Regions from separate parts of the Homo sapiens genome. Here region 2 is linked to region 1. Evidence: chromatin loops called from intact Hi-C (ENCODE). Cell type or tissue: endothelial cell of umbilical vein. All regions are shown on one strand.

What was found. Hi-C counts contacts between places; a loop is a spot of excess contacts. Peaks named below come from ENCODE experiments on the same cell type or tissue, not always from the same donor. Only the 100,000 strongest peaks of a DNase experiment are listed, where the experiment ranks them.
Region 2: a loop joins it to region 1, with 2.5 times the contacts of the local background. A loop is called at or near these places in 1 of 110 quality-filtered maps.

The regions. Positions count from the first base shown.
Region 1 is chr2:170,154,242-170,156,741 of GRCh38, forward strand. No RefSeq gene overlaps it. Among named protein-coding and RNA genes, the nearest start is that of MYO3B, 23 kb to the right of the region's middle. RefSeq lists a silencer at 1,283-1,332. In endothelial cell of umbilical vein, no CTCF peak of the experiment used is centred here; a DNase peak (open chromatin) is centred at 1,040; H3K27ac peaks cover 1,302 bases.
Region 2 is chr2:170,072,510-170,075,009 of GRCh38, forward strand. UBR3 (ubiquitin protein ligase E3 component n-recognin 3) reads left to right here. Exons shown (of 39, transcript NM_172070.4): 36 at 919-1,098. Among named protein-coding and RNA genes, the nearest start is that of MYO3B, 100 kb to the right of the region's middle. In endothelial cell of umbilical vein, no CTCF peak of the experiment used is centred here; a DNase peak (open chromatin) is centred at 962; H3K27ac peaks cover 347 bases.

The sequences.
Region 1 (2,500 bases):
CCATAGACACAAAACCCCCCAACAAATTATTAGCACAACAATCCAGCAATATAAAAAAAGAATACTACGCCACAACCAAGTGGAGTTTATCCTGAGAATGCAAAAATAGTTCAGTCTGTGAAAATCAATCAATGCAAGTCACCCTATTAATAGTCAAAAGAAAAAGCACATGATTATATCAATTGATGCAGAGAAAGCATTTAAAAAATTCAACATTCACTCATGAAAAAAAAACAGCGAACTAGGAATAGAAGGGAAATTATTATTATTTAATTATTTTTGAGACAGGGTCTTGCTCTGTTGCCCAGGCTAGAGTGCAGTGGCATAAACATGGCTCACTGCAGTCTTGACCTCCTGGGCTCAACCAATCCTTTTACCTCCACCTCCCAAGTAGCTGGAACCATAGGTGTATGCCACAATGCCCAGCAACTAATTTTTTAAGAAATTTTTTATAGAGATGAGGCCTTGCCATGTTGACCAGGGAGGTCTTGCACTCCTGGGCTCAAGCAAGTTTCCTGCCTCAGCCTCCCAAAGTGCTGGGATTACAGGCATGAGCCATTGTGCCTAGCTGTGGCTCATGCCTGTAATCTGTAATTCTTAAACCTGATAAAGGATACCTACAAAAAGCCTTGAATGTGGCAAAAACAACAAAGAGTTCTCAAATGCTGGGCAACACTGCACAGTACAATTGCTTTCCTTGTCCTAGTGTAGTGCAGCAATAAAATCCCAAGGCATCACCCTTTCCAAAATTGCGCTTATTGTTCCTGATAGTCTAGTGACCAGCAGTTGGCGAGAACATGAGTGCAACAAAAGTGAGCTCTGGATCTTTATTATGTAGCACTGGGATCGGGACTGCACACTCTGTGTCTTACTGTGACTACATCGTGCAGAAATGGGGTGGTGAAAAGAACATTAAGTTGGTGGAGAGGCACTTTGCTGAACAAGGATATAGGCGCTGATAACAAGGCTGTGCATCAGGAAGCTGGCAGTTAATCCGATCTTGGGCGCCTCCTGGGAACCAGAGCCAGCAATCAGCATCACGCAGAAAAACAGCAGGGATCTGGAAATGAGATTTCTGAAAGTCAGGAAGTTGGCAGTTGAGTCAGAGCTGCAGAACCAGCTGGAATAAGAACCTTTAGCTATCAGTACCAAGTAACAAAGCAGCAAGGAAGAGCTCACTAAAGGGACCATGGAGAGTTTTTTTCATTGTTTTTTTTTTTTAAATGAAGGGACTCAGAAATAAAAAACTTTGCTTAATTATTGTTACAGCCAGCCAGAGATTCGAAACAGCAGAGTCATAAAGAGAAATGTCTCATGAAGGTTATTCTCTCATGCAGACAAGTGCACTTGAATTTGTAGTCAGACACTTCTGCTTTTGAGCTTGTTTCTGTCAACCAGACTTTCCACACTTTCTTCTTAATGACTGGAACTTCTGACTTTCCCAAGCTTTTCCATGAGAAGTTGGGTCTCTCAGTCAGTTCAAGCAGAAAAAAAAAAGAAAAGTTTAACAATGAGGCAAAGTTGGAAGTATAATTTCAGGCGTTCTAATCTTCAGCACACACTTAAATTCCTGTCCTCCTCTGGAATTGCTAACAGAATGCGTCAGTTTAATTGCTCAAAGAATGTGTCAGTTAAAGCTTAGCTTAACTATAGTTCTGAAGTTGAGCTGCTCTGGTTCTCAAGATGCCCTAAGCAAAGAAAAGTACAGAATTTTGCAGAGGCAAAGAAGTGGTACGGAAAAGTCTCAGAAACAAGCCAGCTCTTCCTGGAAAGAAAAATCACTGGGTCTCTCGGTGGCCAACAGCAGAACTCCAGCTTTTTATTTGAGACTCACAGCCTTCAAAGCAGCACGTGTGATAGAGAGCACCCATTATGGACATCCGACGACCTGGGTTCAGACCCACATTTGCCCCTCTGAGATAGTGGTGATGGTGGACTCTTGATTCAGGCAGTCTGGATTCAAGGGGCAAGTCTGATATTTTCTTATTGTTGACCATGAGCAACTTAGTTCACCTCTTTGTGCATCAGTTTCCTTATCTATAAAACGAGATGATAAGCATATCTACCTTATAGAGTTGTTGTGAAGATTAAATGAATTCCTACTGCATGTGTAAAACGTCTGGAACCATACCTAGCTCATTGTAAGTGCTATATAAACGTTTGCTGTTATTATATACTAACTAGGTACTAGGATAATTTACCTGTCTGGTTTCAGCTTCCTTAGCTGTAAAGCTAGAGTGCTGGTTCTCAAAATGTGGTCTGGAGACCTCTAGCATCAAAATAACCTAGAGTATCAGTTTAAATAAAATCTCTTAGAGCATGGCCTGGAAAGGAGCTTATAAAAATGCTTTCAAAGTCATTCTTATGCATGTTTATCTAATCATAGGAGAACCCACATAATTAAATGAGCGTTGAGTTCATTCTAACTGTTGGCATTGAGTTGCTTTGGGAAGAAGAGAGAAATTATGCCCTGAGAGGCACAAGCACTGACCCTCTGACA
Region 2 (2,500 bases), 82 kb before region 1:
CATATATACATATGTAACTAACCTGCACATTGTGCACATGTACCCTAAAACTTAAAGCATAATAATAATAAAATTTAAAAAAAGTAATAGGAACATAAATGCAAGAATAAAAGTGTTTACAAGATTTGAAGGACTAATTATATCTGAATGGAGCTGAGTGGTCTGAGGTTTCATTAAATGGTGTCAGGGAAGGCTTCCCTAGTGAGCTGGAATTTGGAGGATAATAGGAATTGATTCTGTGGACAAGGGAGAGTAGACACATTAGCTTCCTATGTGGTCTTTCGGTTAAATAAAGAGGGATTGGGGAATATATTTCTGTGTTTCCAAGACTAATAAGCTTCTTTAAATATCAACTTTTAAGATATGAATTCTTGGTCACTGATATCTCTGGTACTTTTATTAGCAAATAGAGCTTTGGATTACCTGGCTCCTAACAATTCCACCCCCCTTTTTAAAACTGATTTTGTTTCACACTCATTCAAAGTCTAGGCACATTATTTAGCACTCTCTCGTGAATTCCATGTTTTTATTATTGTTCCTTATCCACACTGACAACCTAAAAGTTTTAAACCAGAAATAACTTTCTCTTTGCCCCATATTAACATTTGCTTTCATAGAGTAGCTAGGTTCTATAGAACCATTAGATATATAACAACTCTATTTAAAAAATAAATGTATAAAAGAAGCAGATGACATTTAGGAGTTATATTTCAAAGAGATGTATTTTGGGGATATTTAGATATAACAGCTAGGAACCTTTTTCTCTCTTGTTTCTCTTACTCCCTTCACTTTTTTTCAGTTGACTCAGTTAAGAAAGTTTTCTTATTGTCTCAAAGTAATTGATGAGGGTGACCTTTTATGTAATAGGAAATGTTCTTGATGAAATATTTTCAGAATTTCCTATTTCATGTCTAAAAGGAAGAAGAAGAATTTTCAGTTCTTGCCAGCTGCCTGGGACTTCTGCCAACGTTTTACCAAACAGAACATCCATTCATCAGTGCCTCCTGTCTGGATTGGCCAGTTCCAGCATTTGATATTATAACTCAGTGGTGTTTTGAGATAAAATCATTTACTGAAAGACATGCAGAACAAGGAAAGGTATGTTAAAAGAGTTGTACTAGCTTGTCACGGTGGTGATATGCTAATAGGTAAGAGAATAATGAGGACTGTTAAATTTTAGGTCATCTGTTTTTGACAGCAATTATAAAACTTGATTAAATTGAAAAAATTGTTTACTTATGTAGATTGTATTTATAATGGAAGAAATATTTCAGCTAACAAAGGTAAGGCATTAGTCAATACTTTTAGTTTGTTTGGGGTCAGCAGATTTTTATTGAATACCTTAAGTAATCATAGGATTAGACTTGGTAGATACAAAGGAATTTTAAGGTAGACAAGGAATTTACATTTTTGTTTGAAGAACTGGCTTATATTTTTAAAACAAATTGGACTAGCAAATCTAAAAGGTCATGTCTTTAACTTTAAAATTTCTTGGGCCTATGCTACCAGCTCAGCTAGTTAAAGGGTTTGTATTGAAGATAAGTAGAGTGGGAACAGCAGTGAGTGGCTGTGTATGCCATGGTTGGAGTCTCAGAATTCTAGAACTACAGTTTTTTAAAATTGAATAATGTGATGAAAGTAGTATTTTGGGGAGTAATTCTGGTGTCTTTTTAGTGGATAAATTAAAGTAAGGATAAAGGGAAGCCAGAAAATATTTAGGTGGTGAAAAAAATCTAGACTATTTTTCTGATTGTAAAACTTGGAAAGTAACTAATGTAAGAGACATTTGAGAAAAATATAGGACTTGGTGACCAGATGTACATGACTTTAAGATCTTGAACTCCAATCATTAGGAGAGTAGTGTCTAGTATATACAGCTACAGTAGGAACATGCGGCTGCTTAAACACCATTGCTGATGCCCCATTGCCTATGGAAGAAGGTATGGACTCCTTGCATGGCACTCAAGGATCTTCACCATCTTGCTTGCCTTTCCATCTCATCGTATAGCCTCCCTCTGCCATTACCTTGCTCAAATCACAAAAGAATGTTTCATAAGTATGCTATACATTTTTAAACTTCTAGAACATTACTTATTGCTGTTACTAAAGCAACCTTCCTACCCTTCTGTTGAATTAATAATCACTGTTTGCTAAGTAACATTTACCTTTGCTAAGATAAATGTGACTTCCTCCATGAAGATTTGTCTGATAGTCCATCTTCCTTACATCCTAATCCCTTTTTTTTCTGTTGTTCTATAAGGCTGTACTTTTGTGACTTTCTCTAACAGTTGCCATGTTCATTACATTTGTTTCTTTAATGTATCTGAATGGGGGCTCCACGAAGCAGAAATTGTTCCTTATTTATCCCCGGTTTCTAGAAAGTGCCTCATATATACTAGTCACCTAATAAATATTTGTAGAACAATTAAGTTGTGGGGTGGTGTCTTTGGCAGAAATAGAACGTATTAAAGGGGAGCCAAGTTTCAGGGAAAGTGAGAAT